2 separate regions of the Homo sapiens genome follow, and region 2 is linked to region 1. Evidence: chromatin contacts called from ENCODE Hi-C or POLR2A ChIA-PET data. All regions are on one chromosome and are shown on one strand. The core of a region is the stretch at or near the end of the contact, and the rest is flanking DNA. Distances in the headings are between cores, read along the strand shown.

Evidence for each region. Hi-C counts contacts between places; a loop is a spot of excess contacts on that map. ChIA-PET counts read pairs that join two places held with the same protein, here RNA polymerase II (POLR2A). Pooled maps may share reads with other maps.
Region 2: a map of dorsolateral prefrontal cortex shows a loop between it and region 1 (4-fold over the local background). The contact joins two enhancer-like sites. A Hi-C loop is called at or near these places in 1 of 168 maps with a recorded cell type or tissue (dorsolateral prefrontal cortex), 1 of 37 single-sample maps with no recorded cell type and 2 of 50 pooled maps. POLR2A ChIA-PET finds 5 or more read pairs at or near these places in 2 of 52 experiments (PC-9 and activated CD4-positive, alpha-beta memory T cell).

What each region holds. Positions count from the first base shown.
Region 1 is chr6:38,494,423-38,499,622 of GRCh38, forward strand. The region is part of intron 6 of BTBD9 (BTB domain containing 9); the gene reads right to left. Among named protein-coding and RNA genes, the nearest start is that of BTBD9-AS1, 15 kb to the left of the region's middle. Within about 2 kb of position 1,694, at least 2 of the 41 ENCODE cell types and tissues checked have a DNase peak (open chromatin) inside an H3K27ac peak, as active enhancers do; they include dorsolateral prefrontal cortex, where a contact is called at or near this core.
Region 2 is chr6:38,355,346-38,359,938 of GRCh38, forward strand. All of the region lies in intron 6 of BTBD9 (BTB domain containing 9), which reads right to left. Among named protein-coding and RNA genes, the nearest start is that of BTBD9-AS1, 120 kb to the right of the region's middle. Within about 2 kb of position 2,851, at least 2 of the 41 ENCODE cell types and tissues checked have a DNase peak (open chromatin) inside an H3K27ac peak, as active enhancers do; they include dorsolateral prefrontal cortex, where a contact is called at or near this core.

The DNA.
Region 1 (5,200 bases), core at 444-2,943:
GACAACTGCAATGAGAGGGAATTCTCTATACGCCTCAGATAATGGCGAATGCCAGCACTAGAGTAGTAGTAATGAATTCTTAAGTGTTAAAATCCAAACTCCAGAGTAAGATTATACAAATTATGGAACTCTATTTTGCCTGATATACATCATGATGAGTACATATGGTGAGTTCAAAGTTGTAAGCATATCTTTTACTCATTTTTTCTATATGTGAACATTTCTGTTTTTAAATAACAGTATAAAAGATTTCACTGTATGCACATTCTTTCACTATTACAACTCCTATTAAAATGGATCCAAATATTTTTCTGTGGAAGTAGGAAAAGATAACCCTTTGGTTACCTTTGCAGATTACCAGAAAAGCTCCCTTAGGCCAATCTAAAATACTCCTATTCTTGAAAAGACATTGATTTCTCACAATGAAAAGAGATCATAATTCCACTTTTAATAACTACTGCCATAGAGTAAACACTTATAATATTCTTGGTCTGCCAAATAAATACTGCAAGGCATCTGGGGGCATACAAGCATTGCCCCGGATCCTATACCAAATAGTTACTAGGTAGCATGAGGGAGTTTGCTATCAAAAGGATAATAATAACTAGCTATTTTTTCCCTTTTCTGCCTACCCAAAGAATAGAAAAGTTTAAGCATGTTTTAAAGAATCATACCTTTCACCGAAACCGACAAAGCAACTCTATATAATGTCAAGAACAATGGCTGTGGCCTTGCATCTTGTTTCCACCGCTACAGATCAAAACAGGCAAATAACATCTCTGTGTTTCGTTTCTTCATCTATGAAATGAAGATAATTGTTCCCATCTCATGGGAATGTGGTGAGGATTCATTGTAATGATGCAAATGAAATAACTAAGCCTGACTGCCTGAAACTCACACGGGAGATCTTCAAAGAATGTTAGTTCTCTTCTCCATCTATTCTTACCAACAAAAGAATGCAGAAGACCTATTTTCACCAGAAGGAGGACTGGAACCAGAGTTAGCAGGTATGGAGTCACATGGGTGAATCAATAAAACCCACTCAAAATTTCATCTATGAAAAACCTGTCCTTCTTTATTATACATTAGAAGACCCAAAGATGGTTCTGGAAGCAAACACACTGAATTCTGGAAAGGGGAGGAAAAGGAACAGAATTGGCATTTGTTATGTGCTTCATGTGCTACTGGTTGCACCCAGCTTTTCTATACATAATCGTATTACTTAAGGCACCACAGAACTCTATACAGCAGTTAGAACTGTGATGGAACCAGTGAGGCTGGCTTCCTCTTATCCAAGTATGACTGGAGGACAGGGCTCAAATGACCGTGCAGGTGCATCTGGGCGGGGGGGCGGGGGTATAACAATGAAGAGGAGGTGCAATAACAGCCCCGTGGGGATGATGACAGACAGAATATGCTCATGAATAAGAATGTCTTACTTATCCCATCTTAATTACTTTCTTCTGTCTCTTTCTTCATGTTTAAGTATTAAGAGCAGTGAGGTGGTAAGAAATGGTATGGGAGTCATATCAGAATCCTTTGGAGAGAAGAGATGGGCACATGTGTCATCTAAAAAAGCATTTTCAAAATTATAATAAAATACACAACATTTGCAAAGCAGGCTTTCTGCCCGTTGTGACCGTGAAAACAAAGCAGCTGAAGAGGCCTGATGTGAAAGTGACCTCCTCTGTGCTCTGTCACTGGCAAGAACAGGAAAAACACTTGGGGCAAGCAAGCCAGCCCCACTTTCACACATGACTCACACGACTGAAGGAAAGAAAGGGCATCCTTCTCAGGCTGTCACTGCCTTCTTTTATTACAATTCTTACTTTTTATAATATTTTAAATAATATTAAAGGAGATGTAAGATTTGTAAGTTTATCAAAGAGACATGAGTTTTTAAATGTTGAGAAACACATTTTTCTAAAGATGCAAATCAGCCAGGCGCAGTGGTTCACACCTGTAACCATAGTACTTTGGGAGGCTGAGGTGAGAGGGCTGCTTGAGCCCAGGAGTTCAAGACCAGCCTGAGTAACACAGGGAGACTCTGTCACTACAAAAAAAAAATTAAATTAAATTAGCTGGGCACGGTGGCACACACATGTAGTCCCAACCACTCAGGAGGCTGGGGCAGGAGGACTGCTTTAGCCCAGGAGGTTGAGGCTGCAGCAGGACATGATCACACCACTGCACTGCACTGCAGCCTGGGTGACAGAGCAAGACCCTGTCTCTTAAAAAAAAAAAAAAAAAGAGAGAGAGAGATGGAAATCAGCTTCAGGAAAATGAGAGGGTAAAGGGAAAAAGGACTCAATGGACAATTTTAAAAATTCGGGCTTTTGGCTAATGGTCATTCCAATTAAAATGCAAATGAATGAGGCTTCTAGCTTTTGCCAGCTTGCCAAGTACCCTATGACTTACTAGTGGCAACAGCCATCATGCCTTCCCTTGCTACGTTAGTGTCTAAAACAATGCCCTAAAAGCTTAAGAGAGCTGGTGGCAGACAGCAAAGTAGCCAGGGCCTAGCCACATGCTCTCACCAAGATCCACCCTGAAGGTGAAAACTTTCAAGCAGGGAAGCAAAGGTACCAGCATGCCCCCTTATCAACATGGGAAATACCTTTTTCTCAAAAGACAAATGCCACAATACAGAACTATGACCATCTAGCAAGCAAATGACAGATGGGTCTAGACACATAAGGTAAAGGACAAAATTGGTTTTGGTGACTCTCTGAATATTCATGGAATCTATAAAAGTCCAATTCTTTTAGGATGCAGTCTGTTAGAAATGAATATGCAACTGTACCAAATAAAAACAGTGTATTTCTCAAAATGCACACAGGGAGGGGACTTTTCCCACCTCCCACTGCTGTCACAGGCAGTTGCTGTATACGATCTAGTATTATCTGAACTGTATATTGATTTGTGATTTATATTCTCTAATGTAGGTCCCAAGGATACACTTTTTTTCCCCAAACTGTACTTCCTCTGGAATTTCACACATCACAAAAGATGCAACATTCAGTAAGATGTTTCCTAACCATAGCATTAGAACGGGCTAGCTCTTCAAAATGATCAGGTTTCCCGGACCCTACACATGGCAGCAGTATGGAGTCCCTTTTTGCAAATTTACCAGTTCATGATATGGAAAGAAAGAGAACGAGAAAGGCAGTGAAGGGGAGGAAAGGAGAGAGCAGAAAAGATGAAAGGGAGGAAAAGAAAACTGAGAAGAATAAAGTATTCAGCAAGAAGGAACTGATGTCAAAAAGGATGACTACTTACAACTAGACCTATTAACAATAAAAACCATTGTATGGTAGAGGATTTCCAAACCTTGTTGCTACAAAACTCCAACTACTGAGCAACCATTACAGCAAGCAAAGGCTTCAGAGCTGGCTATTCTCTCAAGTCCCAGGCAGAACCGAAGGTATTATTTTAAGTCTTAATTAAGCAAGCTAGGCTACAGTCAAACTGCAAGCAACCCACTGAGGTAGCAACAGCTAGGTTTATAGAAAGAGGTATTTAATAAGAATAATGTGTGTTAGGCATGCTGAAAAATGGATTTAAGGCTGAGATGCCCCTTGGTCTCAATACTGTTATGTTTGAATCTTGTTGGCTTTATGGAAACAATAACTATAAAGTGTCTTTCACATTAATAAGAATTTCCAGCACAACCAACATCCAAGTGATTCCCAACAAATTATCAGACACAGAAATCTGATCATTTACAAAAGTGGTTTACTGTACAAATTCAGCTGCCTGACGCACCTGTCTATAATATCTAAAACCAAATCCAACCTATCCCAGTTTTTCCACAACTAGGTTGTTCCAGGACTGGTGAGGTATCAAGGATGAGTCACAACACCAGAGCTGGACTCTGCCATCCACACTCCATGTTCATGGGCAAGAGAATGCTAAGCATATTTCTTCACAGACTGTACTAAACAGTTCTACATCACATAAGCTAAATTTCTTTCATTATTTAGAGACACATATATTTCAAAATTTGTATGGTTCTATCTTTTTCTATCTAGTACTAAAAAAAAAAAAAAAAAACAAGGCAAGAAGTAACCCAGAAAAGGATGTAAGAGGAATACTAGCTTTTAAATGCCTTGGCTCAGAAGTGTCCTGTATCCCTTCCACTCATAGCTCGTTGGCCTGGGCAAGTCACAAAGCCCAAATCCAATAGCAACAAAGGCTGGGCAACATAAGGGGACACATGAAACCTGTGGTGAGCACCACTATTTCTACACACCATCCAATTTCAAAATTATTTGATTCTAAAACCCAAGAAGCCCCGGACCACTCCTCCTGTAAGCGTCACTATCCACACCAAGGATGTGTGTACCCTCTACTTTGGTAACCCCCCACGCCCCACCCCAGTTGATACTGAGGCAGACCTCAGTTCTGTGTTGATTTTCTCACAAAATTACATTCAAAACAAATGGAGCCCTAAAGATATAAATTCCACAGAACAAAGACCTGTACAATCAAGTTAAATCCCCACACATTTTTATCCACATCAATTATGTGTCATTTAAAAGAAAGAAGCCATAGTAATGAATGATCTAACATAACTGGAGTCTAAACAATGCCTGTCAGCAACTGCGAGAGGTTCATCTTTTATAGTTGGTCTTTTGCTGAGCCTATTTTCGTCCGCTTTCTTATTTTCTCTTTAATTTTGCTAAGTGAACACTATTTTGACAGGAGGTTAAGCAATACACCAAAAAAAAAAACAGAGAAAAAATATTAACAAATTAAGCACTTTTGTCTCATCCTCCTCAGCACACTGCCAAGTATTGCCCATTGTACACTGCAGTCTCAGAAAACACTGCTCACAGGGACCGCCCGCTCTGCATTCAGCACACAAATCACTCTGTGATCACATGCATTTCTCTTTATTTTTAAAATCTCCTCATTGTTGCCCATGGCACTTGAACACTATTATTACTAATCCAGCTACTCCTAATAATAGTATTTAAGTAACTTGTCATCTTGGGAACTTTATAGACAATAGCTAATTAATTGTCAAGCATTTAATGTAACAGGATTCTAATCTCCAACCTCTGAAGCAGGGTATTTATTTGTTATAATGGTAAAACTTCTGTTTAAATTGCTTATTTATGCAATATATATTCTCTATCATCTCAATTCTAATTTTTATATCTGCTTTGTAAGTAAAATAAAGAATCCCATGCAGAAA
Region 2 (4,593 bases), core at 1,601-4,100, 140 kb before region 1:
TGAAGCCTGTCTCCAATCCATATTTCTGGTGGATTAGCAAGCAGGTTGGGAGGGGGAGTAGTTTGGCAAGGCTGTTTTTTTCCCCTCCCCAAAGCTTCTTGAGAGTTTTACCATTCATGACCTAGACTCTGCTGGTACAGCATTAGTGCTAAGCCAGTGATCAGAAAGAAAATGTCAGTCCTCACACTTGTTTCAGAAATTCAGAAAAAGAAAAACTTAACGAGTGGAATGAACAGAAAGTAAACTGTGTACTTTGTAAGAAAGGACGTTTTTTAATATGCAAGAAGATTCTATCATATTACTAATAGTCGTTGCTACTGCTGTGCTGCTTGGCCTCTTCATTAAAACAAAACAAAGCTGGTTTCACTATGAAGCAAGCTATCATCCTGGGATCAACCTTCACCATCACTGTAGGGATTCTTTCATCTCTCTCCTGTGTTAAACAGCCTGCACACTGTATCTCACACTTTCTTCTTTCTTGGTCTCTTCTCTCATTTTGGTGGAGTACATTTACAAACAGTTTCCTGAGATATGGTTTCAAGGAGATAAAATTTTTAAGACGTGGTCTGAACATTATCCTTAGTCCACCTTCGTATATGATTGGTTGTTTGGCTGGGTACAGAATCTCAAGTTGGAAATAGATTTCCTTCAGTACTCTAAATGTATTGTTTTACTGCCTGTGAACCTTCTAGTTTTGCTTTTGAGAAGCCACTATGATACCAGATCAGGTTATTTTCTTCCTTTTGTCTTTTTTTTTAAAAAACCATGTCCTGCTCTTGGAGCATGTAGATTTTCTCTACATCCCTTATATTCTGAAATTTCATGACAATGATGACGTGACTTGCTGTGGGTCTATTTTCTTCCAGTGGGCTGAGCACTCAGAAGGCTCTTGCAATTTTGAAACCCATGTTTTCAATTTTAGCAAATTTTCTTGAATTACTGTTATTAATTTATTCCCCTGGATTTTTTCTAATTTTTCTTTATGAAACTCTTAGTTTTCAGTATTGGACTTCCTCATCTTGACCTGCATTTTTATATTTTCTCTATTTGCCATATTTTTGTCATCTTGTTCTACTTTCTGGGAGAGTTCCTCAACTTTATCAGCTATGATGCCTCCTGAGTTTTCCATTTTTCCTTTAACATTTTAAATTTCCAAGTGTACTTCTTATTCTCTAAATGCTCCTTTCTTTTTGGTCTAGGGTTGCCATATGTACCTCAATCTCTTTAAAGATAGCAACATTTTTTTTAAAGTTTCCATATCCTTATACAGGTTCCCTCTATTTGGTGTTTTTGTTTCAGATTAGTTTCCTCACATGTCTGGTTGTCAGGAGGGAAACTAGAAATGCAATAAAGATTCTAAGAATATAGTGAGGCTCATAGACTTTTAGCTTCATGTTAGGATTACCTAAATGGGTTCACTGTTAGGAAAACCCTACTTTTAGATTCTTTAGCTCTTCCCTCTCAAGATGATCAGATTATCCTAGGAAGATGTTTCTAACCCTTGCATGGAAGACATGGGCCTGACTACCAGAGTTCTAGAAGCTAAGTGGTGAAACAGGATAGAAGAATGTGTTTGTGGATGGGGGTGCTGGGGAGGGTGGTTATGTGTGTTGGAGGTGTTACTGAGTTACTGAGAGGTAGGGTCTCAACAAATGACCACTGAATCCTCCTATGGTATGACCTTTCTCAATTGTGCACGTTGTCTCTCCTGTTTTAGAGACACTCTGTTTTATCCACCTCAGAGAATAAATTTCCAATTTTCCATCAGGATGAGGGAGAAACGGTCAGAGTTCTAGAAATAGGGGAGAGGATCTAGAGCTCTTGATTGTTTCATAAACATGTAGTTAACCAATCTTCCTCACAGTAGCCCTTCCCTACCCACTTCATTCATCACAGTTTCAGAGGTACCTGGTGCCTTTAATTCCTAAGCCTTTGAGAATTCAGTAGCTTAGGATTCAGTGTTTTGGGGGCCTGTTAAGTCATTTACCACTTGTTCATCTGCTTTACATCTTTCTCTTCCACATCTTTGCCTCCTCTTCCCATTTTCTTTATCCTTGTGGGTTTACACCTAAAAGAAAATCTCTTTACTGTTATTTTAGTGGAGTTTTGTTCAGAAGGGAGTGAGAATTGATGTGTTCTGAAGGGAGTAAGAATCTGCCATCATAACCTGAAACCTTAACTATTTTTCACAAGAACAAAATGGATTATTCAGGCTCTCTGCTCCACTCTCCCCATCCCTTTGGTTATTCCTGTAAAAATAAAAATTTGAGCAGAGGTCTTTGCTGGACTTACTGAGTCTGAGATCTTGGCCTTTCCAGGCTGCTATCACTTGGGTACAACCACTGAGACTGTCTGGTACTAGGACAACAATACAGGAGACGATAACCATTTCTCTTCATTTCCTTTCCCATCTTCAGCCTGAGGGCTACAACTCTTTATTCCTTCTTGTCTTAAAATAAAATTTCACCTTGTTGCTGCTCCTCCATCCCCCTCCTTATCCCATTCCTTCTACCAGGTCTTCAAATGGCTATCTTAGATTACTTAGCTATTTTATCTTCTGAACTTGTTTTTTCACTAATTAAATTCCAAACAAGGATATGTCCAGACATTCCCATAAATTATCACCATTCTGCAGAAAGATTCAAATCATTGAGTAATTTTGTTAGCCGGTCTCTCTCTTTCTCTCTCTCTCTCTAAAAGAAAGAGGGGGTGTGTTAATTCCTACTGAGTAAAAATAAAATAACTCAGCTCATCCTCACACTGAAACAGCTGCACAGACAGCACTGGCTGCTCTGTTTATCTTGATAACTGTGGAAAAACACCATCTCCTCCCCTTCCCGCTCTCTCCAGAACAATCACTATATTCCACATGCAGATGGGGTGATTTAGATCCTCTCAAGCAGAGACAGGCTTGTCTGGTGTTCTTCCTGCACATCCACACTGCACCCTTCCTTTGCTTCTGTTGGCACAACCCAGTTGCTTCAGATAACAGCTGCTTCAGGAAGACCTGATAGATTCAGCTGTGGATCCCCTGTAGGCTTCCTGATGCCCCAGCTTAGCCAGCTGCATCTAAGCAGAGCTACGGGAATAGAGTGCCAAAGTAGGAGAAAGTACATACTGTACATCCTCTTTAATCCATGGAGTTACTGCCGCAGCAGCAAAACGGGAGGGGAAGGAAAAACAAATAAATACCTCATAGGTATGGGGAGCAGGGTGGCCAAGGATTCTAACTCAGAGGAGTAGTGAGCAAAATGCAGGTGAGTAGGAAGAGAGCTTTCAACAAGGGTCCATTCCATTTTACTGCTTACTCCAGGGAGGCCAAAGAAATCCTCTGTTTTTTGTTTGTTTGTTTGCTTTCCTGAGTCATTCAATGACTCAGACAGGATTTAAAGACAATAATAAATGATTTCAATGGATTGTGACCTTTTTTTTTTTTTGAGACGGAGTCTCGCTCTGTCGCCCAGGCCGGACTGCGGACTGCAGTGGCGCAATCTCGGCTCACTGCAAGCTCCGCTTCCCGGGTTCACGCCATTCTCCTGCCTCAGCCTCCCGAGTAGCTGGGACTACAGGCGCCCGCCACCGCGCCCGGCTAATTTTTTGTATTTTTAGTAGAGACGGGGTTTCACCTTGTTAGCCAGGATGGTCTCGATCTCCTGACCTCATGATCCACCCGCCTCGGCCTCCCAAAGTGCTGGGATTACAGGCGTGAGCCACCGCGCCCGGCCGGATTGTGACCTTTTTGTTAAGCTAAGGAAAGTTAAGTTAAACATGCAGGATGGCCAACTATCCAGGTTTGCCTGGAACTGTCCTGGTTTTAGCACTAAACATCTCCTATCCTAGGAAACCACTCAGTCTCAGGCAAACCAGGATAGTTGCTCCTCCTACGCCACCAACAGCCATTTCCCATTCCAGGGTCTATGTGAAACTGGGCAACATTCAAATTCTACACAGCACCTTCCTTTTCTTCCAGGGCCGCTCCTGCCACACAAACTCTCCTCAACCCTAACACTCTTCAGTCTAACAGACGAGAGCATGAAAAGGCCATTCTGTGCTTGACTCTCAGCAGAAAGGCAACTGTGTCATTCTGAGTTCTCCCAGCTTGTCTTCTGGAGTCCCTGTCAGAAGCACAAGCCATCTAGCCCAATAGAACTGAATCAAAATGATGATGGCAGAAATGTCTTACTGCCTAGAGAAACAGTGCATCCCTCAATAACTTTAAAATGCTGAACTCTGAAAAGGAAGCCAAAGAAAACTCAGTTACACAGGGGCTGATAATTCAGTATGTGCATTACTCAGGCTCTCCCTTCCCTCTGGCCCGTCATTAGGCCATTTCACTGCTCATTAGCAGGGAAAAGGAGGAAGGAAAGGTGGGGGAAAGTTGAACCAGCCAATTTTTCTATTTATGAGCAGGTTTCCTAGGAAAGGTGTTCAAACTATCGGCTCAAGAGGTTCTTTGGTGGGGATAGAAGGTTAAGCTTTGGGGGTTGTGGCACGACTTGTTGATTTTCATCACTTGATCTCTCCTAATTCTCAAACAGAATGAACTGTTGGACCTCTGTTTTCATTGAAAGGCTAGCAAAATTACAAATGTTA